Regions from separate parts of the Homo sapiens genome. Here region 1 is linked to region 2. The links are chromatin loops, found by intact Hi-C in ENCODE. Cell type or tissue: GM12878. All regions are shown on one strand.

Evidence for each region. A loop is a pair of places that touch in the nucleus more often than their neighbours do. Peaks named below come from ENCODE experiments on the same cell type or tissue, not always from the same donor. Only the 100,000 strongest peaks of a DNase experiment are listed, where the experiment ranks them.
Region 1: a loop joins it to region 2, with 2.5 times the contacts of the local background. A loop is called at or near these places in 30 of 110 quality-filtered maps.

Annotation. Positions count from the first base shown.
Region 1 is chr16:15,953,367-15,961,366 of GRCh38, forward strand. All of the region lies in intron 1 of ABCC1 (ATP binding cassette subfamily C member 1 (ABCC1 blood group)), which reads left to right. Among named protein-coding and RNA genes, the nearest start is that of ABCC1, 7.8 kb to the left of the region's middle. RefSeq lists enhancers at 4,819-5,319, 5,320-5,820. In GM12878, no CTCF peak of the experiment used is centred here; a DNase peak (open chromatin) is centred at 7,895; H3K4me3 peaks cover 82 bases; H3K27ac peaks cover 2,643 bases.
Region 2 is chr16:16,004,135-16,012,134 of GRCh38, forward strand. It overlaps ABCC1 (ATP binding cassette subfamily C member 1 (ABCC1 blood group)), which reads left to right. Exons shown (of 31, transcript NM_004996.4): 2 at 3,682-3,858; 3 at 5,642-5,767. Among named protein-coding and RNA genes, the nearest start is that of ABCC1, 59 kb to the left of the region's middle. In GM12878, no CTCF peak of the experiment used is centred here; DNase peaks (open chromatin) are centred at 3,127 and 3,857; H3K4me3 peaks cover 588 bases; H3K27ac peaks cover 2,875 bases.

The DNA.
Region 1 (8,000 bases), 51 kb before region 2:
AAAATTGGAAATTATGGAAAAGCAGAGGAAACAACTTGGTATTAAGCAGTATAGTGTGGTGGCTCAGAGCAAATTCGCCTCTGCTGCTGAGGCAGGTTACGTCATCTCTCCGTGCCTCAGTTTCCCTATGTGGGATAACGTAGTACCTAGTGAATAGCGGTGACTTGAGGAATAAGTGAGTTAATCCTTAGCAAGGACTTAAAATGTTGCTGCTTGGCACACAGCGCTCAGTAAAGATCAGTGGTCGTTGCCACCTGGAATTCTCCAGTTAATTTTTGCTGTTGCACCAACTGCCACTGGAGAAGACCAGAAGGAAGCTGCAGGTGTGTGTCACCGTCGATGGAGTGAGCTGGTCCCAGGGTTGATGTGCACCTCTGAGATGCTCTGTGGCATCCACCAACTCAGTAACCCCCTGAATATCTGACTTAGCCGCCAAGGAAGAATATCTTAGAAGCTATTAGGAATTCCTCTTGGGGCTAGGTCTGGGCCTTGGAGTCAGTCTGATCCCTGGTTTAATTCTTCCCCTTGGCTCAACAGCAGTGTACGACGAGCCAATTTTTCCCCTCCTCCAAGTGTGGCTTTGGTTTTCAAATCCATCCCTTAGCCTTCTCCTACTTCCTCTGTTTTCCCCTCCCCACCCTTTTTTTTTTTTTTTTTTTGAGATGGTGTCTTGCTGTGTCGCCCAGGCTAGGGTGCAGTGGTGTGATCTCGGTTCACTACAACCTCTGCCTGCTGCGTTCACATGATTCCCCTGCCTCAGGCTCCCGAGTAGCTGGGATTACAGGCGCACAGCCACCATGCCTGGCTAAGTTTTGTATTTTTACAAAACTTTACAAAACCCCCATAGAGACGGGGTTTCATCATGTTGGCCAGGCTGGTCTTGAACTCCTGACCTCAAGTGGTCAACCTGCCTCAGCCTCCCAAAGTGTTGGGGATTGCAAGCGTGAGCCACCGCGCTCAGCCTGTTTTCCCCCTTTTTGGCTGCCCCTCCTTCCAGACCCTTCCTCTCTCCCTTCCTTATGGAGTGTTAGAGTGGAAAGGGATGTCAGATCTTGGGGGGCCCTCCTCTCCACCCACCCCATTTCGTGGATGTGGACACTGAGGTCCAGGATGGTGACATGACAGGGTGCAAGGTGGCAAGGTGAATGGCTTTGGGAGGAGATGAGGGTGACCCGGGAGAGGCCTGGGCAGGAGTGGACTCAGGGGTTCCTGGTCCAAATGGGTTCGTGATTCAGGCCAATCAGGAGCGGATTCAGGGTTCCTTGGCCAAATGGAGCCACTGCAGCCACAGGGGCCCTGCAGAAGGCAGCTGCAGCCGGTCCCTTTGGCCAAGACTCTCCTGAAGGGTCGTGTTCTCTTTCTCCGAGGACAAGTTCCATTTGTGATAGCCTGGAGGGGGTGCCTCGCCTTTGGGACCTGGTGGTAGATGGGGGGGAAGAAAACCTTTTCTGTTTGTGGACACAACTTTTAGGAACTGATCTCTCTATGTGGGTGTCTCCCACTGACCATGTTCCTAAAGAACGTGAGCTTCCTCTTCCCATGTCAGTCTCCAGCTTTGACTTCTCTTTTTCTCCTCCCATTCCTATCACATCTGTCAGCAAATCGTGTTGCCCGTTGCCTCAAACGGGCTGCTTTTCATGGCTTCCCCGACTTCCACTCTGGCTCGAGTCATCGTTGGCCAGTTTCTGGATTTGAACAGTCACCTCAGTCCAGGCGCCGTGGCTCATGCCTGTAATCCTGGCACTTCGGGAGGCCAAGGCAGACGGATCATTTGAGGCCAGGAGTTTGAGACCAGTCTGGGCAGAATGGTGAAAACCTGTCTCAACTAAAAATACAAAAATTAGCCGAGCCTGGTGGTGGGCGCCTGTAATCCCAGCTACTTGGGAGGCTGAGGCAGGAGAATCGCTTGAGCCCAGTGGGGTTGGAGGTTGCAGTGAGCCGAGAGTTCGCCACTGCGCTCCAGCCTGGGTGACAGTGAGACTCTGTCTCAAAAAAAAAGAAAACAGCCACCTGTTCGCTGCTGTGCCTACTCTGCCCTTGACCCCTACAGTCTAGTCTTGGCCCAGCTGTCCCTCTTCTACTAAAACCCTGCAGTAGTTCCTTGAGGGTACAAGCCAAAGGGCTTACAGTGGCCTCGAAGGCTGGGCAGCATCTGTCCCCTTGGCCTCCCTGACCTCTTCTCTGGCTGCTTTCTGTCTCACTCTCCTCCAGCCACACTTGTGGCCAGGCCTGTCCCTGCCTCAGGGCCTTTGCACTTGCTGTTTCTCCTACCTACTATGTCCCTCACCTTCAAACTTTGTTCAGGTGTCACCTCAGGCATCCCGTTCTTTCCCTCCACTAGCAAATCTCTGTCCCCCATCTACACCCCCAGTAGCACTTACTGCCTTCTAATACACGTAATATTTTGCTTAAGTATTGTGCCTACTCTGTAAACTCCTACCAAAAGATCGGCTCCATAGGGGCAGGGATTTTGGCCTGTGTTTGTTTACGGCTGTAATCCCAGCACCTAGAACTGTGCCTGGGGCTTAGTAAATAACAGTTGACCTTGGAACAATTCAGGGGTTAGGAGTGCTGATGCCCCATGTAGTTGAAAATTTAGGATGCAGCGCGGTGGCTTACACCTGTAATCTCAGCACTTTGGGAGGCCGAGGCAGGTGGATTACCTGAGGTCAGGAGTTCCAGACTAGTCTGGCCAACATGGTGAAAGCCCATCTCTACAAAAATTAGCCAGGTGTGGTGGCTCATGCCTGTAATCTCAGCACTTTGGGAGGCCAAGGCAGGCAGATCACTTGAGGTCAGGAGTTTGAGACCAGCCTGGCCAACATGGTAAAACCCTGTCTCTACAAAAATTAGCTGGGTGTGGTGGCGGGTGCCTGTAATCCCAGCTACTTGAGAAGCTGAGGCATGAGCATTGCTTGAACCTGGTAGGCGGACACTGCAGTGAGCCGAGATCGCGCCATTGCACTCCAGCTTGGGTGACAGAGTAAGACTCTGTCTAAAAAAAAAAAAACACAATAAAGGAAAGAAAATTCAGGTCTAACTTTCAACTCCCTAAAAGTTTAACTACTAACAGCTTACTGTTGACTGGAAGCCTTACCGAGAACATAAGCAGTTGATAACACTAATTCTGTTGTTGTTGGTTGTTTTTTGATAGAGATGGGGAGCTTGCTGTGTTGCCGAGGCTGGTCTCAAACTCCTGGCCTCAAGCTATTCACCTGCCTCGGCCTCCTAAAGTGCTGGGATTATAGGCGTGAGCCACTGCACTTGGCCTAACTCATACCTTGTATATATATTATATACTGTATTTTTACAGTGAAGCAAGGTAGAGAAAAGAAAATGTTAAGATTAATTCATAAGAGAGATTTTTACTATTTATTAAGTGGAAGTGGATCATCATAAAGGTCTTCATCTTCATTGTCTTCACGTTGAGGAGGCTAAGGAGGAGGAGGAAGGGGAGGGGTTGGTCTTGCTATCTCAGGGATGGCAGAGGCAGAAGCATAATCTGAGTATAAGTGGACCCGTGCAGTTTAAATGTGTGTTGTTCAAGGGTCAGCTGTTTGTTGAATAAATGAATGACATGAAGTATTACAGTGGCTTTTGGGCGGTGTCGAAACTTCTTTGTAAGGATTTTAAGGATGAAATAATCACTTAACTGTCTGGAATGAACACTCAGATAAACTGAGTCCTCCAGCTTTCTCATCAGATGGCTTGTTTTTTTATTTTATTTTTTTGAGACAGGGTCTTGCTCTGTCACCCAGGCTGGAGTGCAGTGGCGCGACCTCAGCTCACTGCAGCCTCAACCTCCTGAGCTCAAGCAATTCTCCCACTTCAGCTCCCCAGGTAGCTGGGACTACAGGCACACACCACCATGCCCAGCTAATTTTTTTTTTTTTTTTTTTTGTAGAGATAGGGTTTTGCCATGTTGCTCAGGTTGGTGGTGAACTCCTGAACTCAGGCGATCTGCCTGCCTTGGCCTCCCAAAGTGCTGGGATTATAGGTGTGAGCCACCGTGCTTGGCAGAACAGCTTCTATTTCATCTTGGAAAGGTCAGAACAGGGTTTTGTCCACCCCTCTTTTCCCAGGACTCAGTGTCTCACACACAGTGGGGGCTCAATCAACATTAGAATTTGAGTGTTTGAGGTATGAGTTCCAAGCTAGGGGTTAGATATAGCTCACCACTGTGCTGGTTTGGCTTGATTTTAATTATAGGAATGACTGTGATTTCCAATTTTATTTATTTATTTATTTGAGACGGAGTCTTGCTCTGTTGCCAGGCTGGAGTGCAGTGGCACGATCTTGGCTCACTGCAACCTCTGCCTCCTGGGTTCAAGCAATTCTGCCTCAGCCTCCCCAGTAGCTGGGACTACAGGGGCACGCCACCACATCCAGCTAATTTTTGTGTTTTTGATAGAAACGGGGTTTCCAGTATGTTGGCCAGCATGGCCTCGATCTCTTGACCTCGTGATCCGCCCGCCTCGGCCTCCTAAAGTGCTGGGATTACAGGCATGAGCCACTGTGGCCCGCCCTACAATGTTTATTCATTGGCAGATTTCACAGAAACATCTGGATTTCTGGCTTCCCTTGAAAAATCAGAAGTTCTGCTAGCCCCAGGCCCACATTTATACATGGTAGCGGTCCGCTGAGGCTGTCCGTTTCTGAGTTGCTCCAGTTTGCCGCAGTCCCCACCCCTCCCTGTTGTTGCTTTAATTTTAAGGCCAAATGTTTGTTGCCTTTGTTTTATTTTATATTATTTTTTTGAGACGAAGTCTCGCTCTGTCACCCAGGCTGGAGTGCAGTAGTGGAATCTCGGCTCACTGCAACCTCTGCCTCCCGGGTTCCAGTGATTCTGCTGCCTCAGCTTCCCGAGTAGCTGGGATTACAGGCCCGCACCACCACACTCGGCTTATTTTTGTATTTTTAGTAGAGATGGGGTTTCTCCATATTGGCCAGGCTGGTCTTGAATTCCTGAACTCAAGTGGATCACTTGAGTTCCTCAGCCTCCCAAAGTGCTGGGATTACAGGCATGAGCCACCGTGCCTGGCCTGTTGCCTTTTTAAAATTGTGCTTCCTCACACCTGGTCTGCTTCTTGCATGGATGGAACCCACTTTGGCACCTGTTGGTATCTGAGTTGGCATCTCCTGCTTTGCAGGCCAACCTTGAAGTTAGCATCTGATTGGTATGTTGGCTTCAGATTTTCATGGCGAAGTAAGGCCTAGCTTTGATGATCAGCTCTTAGTGTGGTCAGTACAACTCTAGCTCGTGAAAACTTGCCCAAACATTTTGCCAAAATTAATTAATGGCCAGACATCCTGAGGCAAGCTTCCCCCCGCTTAGCAAGAAAACTGGGATAGGGCAGCATCCCTGTGGGTGGAGTGGTGCTGGGGACCTGCACTTACCTCTTAGAGGCTGAATGGTTGAACGGGGCCTTTGAGGAAGCTGTATTTTGCGGGTGGGGACATGGAGCACAGTTGCTCAGTGTCGGCCCCGTTGACATGTAGGCCACATCATTCTTTGTGGCCTGGTTGCTGTTCTGTGCAGCGTAGTCTTAGCCCCAAACCTGGCCTCTACCCCCTAGTAGATGCTGGTAGCACCTCCTCTTGTTGTGACAACCGAAAATGCCTCTAGATGTTTCCATATGTTCCCTGGGGTGTGAAATCACACAGCCACTGGTGTGGAGGAATATGGGGGAGAAACATGGAGCAAGACCTTCCTCCTCATCCTGCATTTCCCTAGGAGGTTGTGGGCTGTCGAAATTCTAGTGTAATTGGCTTACTGGGGTTGCCTTGGAGAAGCTTAATGAGACGTTAAGGAGGTTAAACTCCAATTAGCTAGAGAAGAAACTTGCGGCAGTTTCTTTTTTACTGAGGGCTGTGTCTTTTTACCTTTTTCCATTTTCCCAGTTGGAGTTGTGACAGTTCATTCTCCCCTGGGAAAACAAAAATGGCTTTCTTTTTCTTTTTCTTTCTTTTTTCTTTTGAGACAGGGTCTCCCTCTGTCACCCAGGCTGGAGTGCAGTGGCACAATCATAGCTCACTGCAGCCTCGACCTCCTGGGCTGAAGCTATCTTCCCACCTTAGCCTCCCAGGTAGCTGGGACCAGAGGTGCACACCACCATACCCGGCTAATTTTTGTATTTTTTGTAGAGTCAGGGTCTCACCATGTTGCCCAGGCTTGTCTCAAACTCCTGGGCTCAAGCGATCCTCCTGCCTCGGCCTCCCAAAGTGCTGGGATTACAGGCGTGAGCCACCATGCCCAGCCGAAAATGGCTTTCTTGAGAGATCAGCTTTGAAGCTCTACTCCTTCATTTTAAAGTGCCCCAGGAGAAGTGGACGATTACAAAGTTGAGATTCCACTTAAGTGTCCCCTTAGTTTAACTGTGGGATTCATCTCCTGGGGAGGTTGCCAGGTTCTGGAAAGTGGGTGTTAATGACCAGGGAGGGTGCCCCTAGGCTAGCATCCTGTAACCCTCAGGAATTGAGATTTTTATGGAGGTTTTCTCTTCCTCTCTGTGAGTTTTCTCTCTGAGAAACCTGTCTAGGGAGGGAGGCTCTAGGCTAGCATCCTGTAACCCTCAAGTAGTAATTGAGATTTTTATGGAGCTTTTATCTTCCTCTCTGTGAGTTTTCTCTCTGAGGAACCTCAGTGTACCTTTTACTGGCCTCCTAGGTAATACTTGTTTGGAGAATATGTGTGATGTCTAAGTCTTCCCAGTACAAGAAATTTGTGTGGTGTTTGACTGATTGATGGATGGAGTCTTGTTCTGTCGCCCTAGCTGATTGTACCACTGCACTGCAGTCTCGACCTCCCAGGCCAAGTGACCCTCCCAACTCACCCTCCCAAGTAGCTGGGACTACAGGCATGCACCAGCACACCCGGCTAATTTTTGTATTTTTTTTTGTAGAGATGGGGTTTCACTATGTTGCCCAGTTTGGTCTTGAACTCTTGAGCTCAAGCAGTCTCCCAGAGTGCTGGGATTACAGGTGTGAGCCACCACGCCCAGCCTCGTGTGGTCTTTGATACCCCTGGGTTCATTGTATTGTTCTTCCCACACTGCTTTTCATTCATTCATTTATTCAGTCATTATTAATTGAGCAGCTACTATGTGCTGCTGCTGCTCTAGGCACTGAGGATACAACAGTGAACAGGACAGACCAGGCCCATGTTCTCATGGGGTTTACACTGAGGGTGACGGAAATGATTTCAGATGCTGGCAAGTGCTGCAAAGACTTGAACCGGGAAAAACTGGGTGAGGTGCAAACTACTACGGAGGGATGTCCACAGAAGGCCTTTCGGAGGCGGTGAGGTTTGACCCCAGAGCTCAGTGGCAAAGCTGGCCATGCAAGGATGTGGGGGAAGGGAGTCCCAGAGTGGGAAGAGAATGTGCATAGGCCTTGAGGAAGATCATGGTGTGGTTAAAGTATTGAGGAGTTTAACTCAAAGGAACTGCAGAGCCCATCTCATAAAAATCTAGCCTGGAGCATTCGGCAAAATGCATAAAGCACTAACACAATGGCTTGTGGTCCTGGAATTTCCAGGGAAGGCGCTTACCAGCTCAGCAAGGAAGTAGAACAATGCATGGTCCCTGGCAGAAGCAAGAACCTTCTGATCTGTTTATGTTTGAATGAAACGCAGGTTTTTTTTTTTTTTTTTTTTTTTTAAAATAGATGGGGGTCTTGCTATGCTGCTCAGGCTGGTCTCGAACTCCTGGGCTCAAGCAATCCACCCACCTTGGCCCTTCCATGTGCTGGGATTACAGGCATGAGGCACTACGCCCTGCTGAATCTCAGGTCTTAAAAATTCAGTTTATTTTGTTTTATGAGTCTCTTCTCTTTCTCAGAACCTTAACTGAAACGTTTGTGATCAAGACCAACTTGGGTTTCCCCACTCCCCAGTTGCCTTTGATTCTCCGCCAAAGGCTTGTTCGTAAGATGATGAGGTACTTTTTTCCTGTGGTTAAGAGGACTTTCTATAGGTTGCTAGAAAACTCTTGTTTTAAAAC
Region 2 (8,000 bases):
GTGGGGAACACTGACTGTGGTGGGGAGCACTGGCTGTAGCGGGGAGGACTCAGTAGGACAAGGAGAGGCTGGAGGCAGTGAAGACTTAGGAAGCAGTTGCATAGTCCTGGCAAGGAATAATTTGGGGCTAGGATCAGGTCAATTAAATGTTTAACATTGGAACTATGTCTCTTGTATACATAACTGCATATGTCAAGTCTTGGTATCGTTTTCTTTCTAGCAGGGCACATTCCTTTGGAATGAGCTTTTACTGGCAACTGCTCAGAAGCTGTTCTGTATATAATGACCACCAACAGTTTAATCCTTTTTTCAGCCATCACCTCAGGAATTAACAGTAGTATGAAATCAATTAAAATAATCAGTCTTTGAGATGTCATGCCTTCTCCACGATCAACTTCTTCTTTACAAGGCTGTGTTCCAAATACGCCAGGCCAAAAAGACGTGAACTTTGTCCTTTTTAGGGTTTGTGTCTTGATGTTTCCTGGCTAAATCTCTTTGTATGTGTTGGCCTTGTAAGGTTTACTTTTTTTTTTTTTTTTTTTGAGATGGAGACTGTGTTGCCCAGGCTGGAGTGCAGTGGTGCAGTCTCAGCTCACTGCAACCTTTGCCTCCCGGGTTCAGGTGATTCTCCTGCCTGAGCCTCCCTACTAGCTGGGATTACAGACGTGCACTACCCTGCCCGGCTAATTTTTATGTTTTTAGTAAAATATAAAAATTATGTTTTTATGGGGGGTTCTTGCCATGTTGGCCGGGCTTGTCTCAGACTCCTGACTGCCTGCCTAGGCCTCCCAAAGTGCTGGGATTACAGGCATGAGCCACCGCGCCCAACCTAATAACTAGATCTCTTTAATTATTGGAACATGTATATTTTGATCAGATTGACACTTTTTTTTTTAAGTGAAGTGATCTTATTTCCCTCATTTCTCATTTTTAACTTTTTTTTTTTTTTGATATGGCTTTAAAGCTCTGTGGAGCTGTAAGGGTCTGGGTTCCTTGACACTCCATGGGGGTCTCAGGTGATCGTGGGAGGGCTGTTGGAATCAGAGCTATTTGGAGGGTGCATAGGCCAGTAGGATGGGAAGGCTGTGGGAGAAGTGGGCTTTTTGGGGACCGCAGCCAAATGGACAACTGGGCCTAATCTAAAGATTGGCCCCTCCCAGCTCCTACTGATGGTCATGTAACAGGAATGGGGCCCAGCACCACCAGATTTTCTGATTTTTTTTTTTTTTTTTGAGACACAGTCTTGCTCTGTTGCCAGGCTGGAGTGCAGTGGCATGATATTGGCTCACTGCAACCTCCGCCTCCTGGGTTCAAGTGATTCCCCTGCCTCAGCCTCCCAAGTAGCTGAGACTACAGGCATGCGCCACCATGCCTGGCTAGTTTTTTGTACTTTAGTAGAGATGAGGTTTTACCATGTTGGCCAGGATGGTCTTGATCTCCTGACCTCGTGATCCTCCTGCCTCGGCCTCCCAAAGTGCTGGGATGACAGGCGTGAGCCACTGCGCCCAGAAGATTTTCTGATTTTTAAAGTTATGCCAGAGACCGGGCGTGGTGGCTCACGCCTGTCATTCCAACACTTTGGGAGACTGAGGTTGGCAGATCACCTGAGGTTTAGGACTTCGAGACTAGACTGGCCAATATGGTAAAACCTTGTCTTTACTAAAAATTCAAAAAAAATTAGCCAAGCGGGGTGACCGCAGTCCCAGCTATTTAGGAGGTTGAGGCAGGAGAATCACTTGAACCCGGGAAGCAGAGATTGCAGTGAGCCGAGATCGCTTGAACCCGAGAAGCAGAGATTGCAGTGAGCTGAGATCATGCCACTGCATTCCAGTCTGGGTGACAAAGCAAGACTCTGTCAAGAAAAAAAAAAATAAAAATAAAAAGCCGGAAATCAAATTTTAAATGTTGGGATCTAATCTAATTTTTTTAAAAACAAAAAGTATGCCTAAAACAACAGCAATAACAACAAGCCATCTATGGGCCAAACTGTGGGTGGGGAAACCTATTTTGTACTTCTTATTTTATCCGATTGAATTGTGGTGGAGATAGGAAATTGAGACCCCAAAAAGGGTAGTAAGTTTTCCCAAAGTTATTTAGTCAGTTGCCAGATTATGGCTTGAATTAAATTTAAATTCTTCAGCTGGGCATGGTGGTGCACACCTGTAGTATAGCTGCTTGGGAGGCAGAGGTGGGAGGACTGCTTGAGCCCAAAAGTTCAAGGCACAGGAAGCTGTGATCTTACCACCACACTTCAGCCTGGGCAACAGAGCAAGACCTCATTTCAAAAAAAGAAAAAAAAAAGAAAAATTTAAATTCTTCATTACAGAACAGCTGATGGTGGAGGTTTATTCTTGGGCAGGTACATCTGATCTATTTATGTATGTATCTATGAATTTGTCTATTTGGCATGGCTCTTTAGCAAAATACAGGCTTTTTTTTTTTAAGTAAAAGTAATTGAAACAAAATTTGTTTCCAAGGCTGGACAGCTCAGTGGCAAAATGCAGACTTGAACAACATTGCCCGAGTTTGAATTCAGCTCCAGAGCTTACCAGCTGTGTGATACTGGACACAGTATTTAACCCTTCTGTGCCTGAGTTTCACATCTGAAAAAGGAGATGATAAAAATAATTACAGAATGAAAGGAGATAATACACATGAGGTACTTAGAATAAAGCCTGGCATACAGAACTGCAGTTTGGTTGTTATCCGTGGTGGTGGCGGTGGCGGTGGCGGTGGCGGTGGCGGTGATGGTGGTGGTGATGGTGGCGATGGTGATGATGATGGTGGTGATGGTGGTGATGGTGTTGGCAGTGATATTGGTGGTGGTGATGGTCATAGTGGGGAAGGTGATGATGATGAATGAAGATGATTAGAAAGTCCTCAGTTCACAAGGTCAGAGTGATCTAGATGACACAGGGCTCTTCGGTTATAAGAGAATATCCTTCAGGGTTCCTTTAAATGGCTCTCTCCATCTTTCGTACTACAGTGGGACTTGCCACAGGTTCTGGGGACTGTTAATGTGAGATGAGATGCTACATACCTTTTTGTTGTTGGTGGGTTTTTTTGTGTGTATGCACTGTTGTGTGTGTGTGTGTGTGTGTGTGTGTGTGAGAGACAGGGTCTCGCTCTGTTGCCCAGGGTGTAGTACAGTGGCATGATCTCAGCTCGTTGCAACTTCCGCCTTCCAGGCTCAGGCACTCCTCCCACTTCAGCCGCCTGAGTGGCTGGGAATACAGGCACGCTCCATGCTCAGCCACTTTTTGTGTTTTTCATAGAGGCAGCATCTCACTATCTTGCCTAGGCTGGTCTCGAACTCCCAGCCTAAAGTGGTCTGCCCACTTGGCCTCCCAAAGTGCTGGGATTACAGGCATGAGCCACTGCACCTGACCTGTATGCTCCTGTTAAGAGAGCTTTATTTTTATTTATTTATTTTGAGACAGGGTCTCTGTTGCTCAGGTGGGAGTGCAGAAGACACCACATACCTTTATCCCTTGTTCCTCATTTCTTAGTCTTTCTGGCTACTGATCTTTTTAGTTTGCGTGTTCATCCTGAAAGGTCCTTGGATATATAGGAGCCTTGTCTGTTTCTTCAAACCCCGTGGCAGCTGGTTTCATGCTCCAGGCGAGCTCCTGTCCTCTGGGGTGTGTCCTGCTGACCCCTCGCCTGTGTTTGTGTTCGCAGGACTGGAATGTCACGTGGAATACCAGCAACCCCGACTTCACCAAGTGCTTTCAGAACACGGTCCTCGTGTGGGTGCCTTGTTTTTACCTCTGGGCCTGTTTCCCCTTCTACTTCCTCTATCTCTCCCGACATGACCGAGGCTACATTCAGATGACACCTCTCAACAAAACCAAAACTGTAAGTCACTGGGGGGTTTCGTTGTGGGGGGTGGGAAGGTGCACCTGGACGGGGAGTGGTGGTTGGTGATAACTGACATTTCTCTTCTACTTAGTTGACCCTAAGTTCCTTCTTCTAGAAGGCAGAAGAATAATGTGGGAGGTGAAAACTGGAGCTCTGGAGACAAACATGGGTACAAATCTTTGCTCTGCCGCTTAGTATTTGGCCTCGAGCAAATTTTTTAACCTCCCCAAGCCTCAGTTTCCCTGTTTATGCAATAGGAATGATAGGCTTGTTCTCAAGGCATTCCTGGGAGATTATCAGCTCTTCCCCTCTTACTGAGCCGATCTCCTTTTTATTTAATTAAATATATTTATATAGATTTTTTCTGGCCAATTTTTAATTTATTTTTTGTAGAGAGGGGGGACTTGCTGTGTTGCCCGGGCTGGTCTTGAACACCTGGCCTCAAGCAGTCCTCCTGCCTTGGTCTCCCAAAGTACTGGGATGCTCAGTGTGAACCACCACGCCTGGCCCCTAATTTTTTTTTTAAGTTGGCTTTTATTTTGAAATAATTTAAAGCTACAGGAAAATTGCAATAATGGGCCAGGCGTGGTGGCTCACGCCTGTAATCCCAGCACTTTGGGAGGCCAAGGCGGGCAGGTCAGGAGTTTGAGACCAGCCTGACCAACATGGTGAACCTGTCTCTACTAAAAATACAAAAATGAGCTGGGTGTGGTGGCATGTGCCTGTAATCTTAGCAACTTGGGAGGCTGAGGTGGGAGGATCCCTTGAACCCAGGAGGCAGAGGTTGCAGTGAACTGAGATAGTGCCACTGCACTCTAGCCTGTGCAACAGAGCGAGACTCCTTCTCAAAAAAAAAAAAAAAAAAAAAAAGTTGCGATGATACCAGGAACTGCTGCCTGATTTTCTCTATCCATCACTCATAGTCACTGTTTCCTGTTTTTTTTTTTTTTGTTGTTGTTTTTTGTTTTTTTTTGACACAAGGTGTTGCTCTTTTGCCCAGGCTGGAGTGCAATGGTATGATCACAGCATACTGCAACCTTGAACTCCTGGCTCAAGCCATCCTCCTGCCTCAGCTTTTTGAGTAGCTGGTAGCTGGGACTGCAGGCATACACCACCATGCCTGGCTAATTTAAAACAATTTTTTGTAGAGACAGGGTCTCGCCTTGTTGCCCAGGCTGTTGTCAAACTCCTGGCTTCCAGTGATCCTCCTGCCTCGGCCTCCCAAAGTGCTGGTATTACAGGCATGAATCTGGCCTGTATTCACTGATTTTTTAATCTTTTGCTACATTTGTTTTATCATGAGCTTTTGTTCTCTCTCTCTGTATGCATGCTATAATTTATTTTTTCTGAATCATTTGAGAATGGATGCACCTTGAAACATATCCCACCCGTAGAGGGCTCTCAGTAAATACTGGTTGAATGAATGGTTGTCGTGGAGGGCTTTCTTGTGCAGTGCGCCGGAGTTGCAGCTAGAGATGAGCTGTGAGCTGAGCTCTTGAGTGTTCAGGCACCGGGGAGCATGGTGACCAGACAAACAGTCCTGTTGGAGGTAGTGGGGCGTAGCAGGCTGATTACAGACCATCACGTGCCGGCCTGGATGCCAGCTCACCATACCGAGGACTTGTCCTTATTCCAGTGGATATGTGCCATGTCCTAGGACTGTGGCTGATCATTTGAAGGCTGGCTGGTTCTCCTATCCCTGGGGCTGAGCTGTTCGTGCAGGCCCTGGGGGAGGTTCCAGGGCGGTCTGTTGTAGGATATGTATGTGCTTCTCTTCCAGGCCTTGGGATTTTTGCTGTGGATCGTCTGCTGGGCAGACCTCTTCTACTCTTTCTGGGAAAGAAGTCGGGGCATATTCCTGGCCCCAGTGTTTCTGGTCAGCCCAACTCTCTTGGGCATCACCATGGTAAGTAGGAGCTGGCTGTGACCCCTGGGCCATCTGCTGGGCTCAGTGGAGACCAAAAGTAATAACTCGTAAGACTAGAATCATAGTTTTTTAAGGCAATGATCAGCTGGAGCTGGGATATAAATTAAATGTAGCCTTTTTTTTTTTTTTTTTTTTTTTAAAGACATGAGATCTCGCTTTCATCCAGGCTGGAGTGCTATGGTACCATCATAGTTCACTGCAGCCTCAAACTTCTGGCCTCAAGCAATCCTCCTACCTCAGACTTCTGAGTAGTTGGGACTACAGGTGTGTGTCACCACGCCCAGCTTATTTTTGGCTAATTTTAAATTTTTCTGTAGAAATGGGATCTCACTGTGTTGTCTAGGCTGGTCTTAGACTCCTGGCCTCAAGTGATCCTTCCAGAGCACTGGCATTATAAGCATGAGCCACTGTTCCCAGCCCCAGCTGCAGTCTTTGGATGGGGCATGTGTTGTCCAGTTTGCCACAGTCCCCACCATGCCCTATTGTCTTCCCTGCCACTGATTGAGTGGCAGATGCCCCCTTTTGTTGCGTTTGCCACACTTTGCTCTTGCATTGGCTACTTTGGTCACTTATATACTAACTGCCTGGGGTCTAATGGCCTTGAGTTTTCACTATCTGGCATAGGGGGTGGGTTGCTAAGCTAAATAGGAAACTGCTCTGTCCCGGGGGATACACAACTTAGTGAGTGACAGAGACAAGGAAACAACTTTATTAATTACAGCTGGTGTGTATTGAGCACTTACTATGTATGTACCTGGCAGTATTCTTGGTGTTTCACGTGTCTTGAAATTCATTGAATTTTCACAACAACCCTGTGAGATGGGTCCTGCTTTGTTCCCATCTTACAGGTGAGGAAACCAGGCAAGAGAGGTTAAGTGTCCTGCTCAAGATCACACCACTAATGTGCAGCCGAGTCAGGGGTGGGACCCCAGATGCCATGCTTTTAGCCCCTGCAACCTGCAGCTTCTGAGCCCTGAACAGAGAGTTCTCGGAGAGTGTAGCCCTTGAGTATTGTAAAAAGAGGAGGGAGGCTGGGCATCGTGGCTCATGCCTGTAATCCCAGCACTTTGGGAGGCTGAGGCGGGAGAATCACTTGAGGTCGGGAATTTGAGACCAGTATAGCCAACATGGCAAAACCCCGTCTCTACTAAAAATAAAAAAATTAGCCGGCGTGGTGGCACACGCCTGTAGTCCTAGCTACTCAAGAGGCTGAGGCAGGAGAATTGCTTGAACCCGGGAAGTGGAGGCTGCAGTAAGCCGAGATCGCACCACTGTGCTCCAGTCTGGGGGACAGAGCGAGACCTCATCTCAAAAAAGAAAAAGAAAAAAAAAAGGAGAGAACAAGTTTAAGGCAGGACATTCTGAGCAGGGTGAACAGTGTGTCCAGGGAGGGGTGGAAGGTTAAGGGGAGGATGCAGGCAGGGAGGACAAGGTGTTCGGTGAAGGAACACGGTGTGAAGGTTGGGGGGATAGAGTGGATGTGACAGAGGGGTCAGGAAAGACAACGTGGAGCCAGGTTGCCAAGGACCATGAATCTTTATTTTTCTAAATTAATTTTTCATTTTTTAAATTTTAGAGTCAGAGTCATACTCTGTTGCCCAGGCTGGACTTCACTGGCGTGAGATCACAGCTCACTGCAGGCTTGAACTCCTGGGCTCAAATGATCCTTCTGCCTCAGCCTCCCAAGTAGCTGGGAGTGTAGGCATGCACCAACATGCCCATCTACATTTATTTTTTATTTATTTATTTTTTTATTTTTCCCCCCGAGATGGAGTTTCGCTTTGTTGCCCAGGCTGAAATGTAATGGTGTGATCTTGAGTTGCCGCAACCTCTGCCTCCTGGATTCAAGCGATTCTCCTGCCTCAGCCTCCCGAGAGGCTGGGATTACAGGCATGCGCCACCACGCCCGGCTGATTTTGTATTTTTAGTAGAGATGGGATTTCACCATGTTGGCCAGGCTGGTCTCGAACTCCGGACCTCAGGTGATCCACCCACCTAGGCCCCCCAAAGTGCTGGGATTACAGGCATGAGCCACCACCCCCGGCCAGTTTGTTATTTTTGTAGAGACAGGGTCTCCCTATGTTGCCCAGGCTGGCCTCAAACTCCTTGTCTCAAGTGATCCTCCTGTCTGGGCCTCCTAAAGTGCTAGGATTATAGGTGTGAGCCACCATGCCCTGCCCAGACCATGATTCTATATAGCACACATATGTGC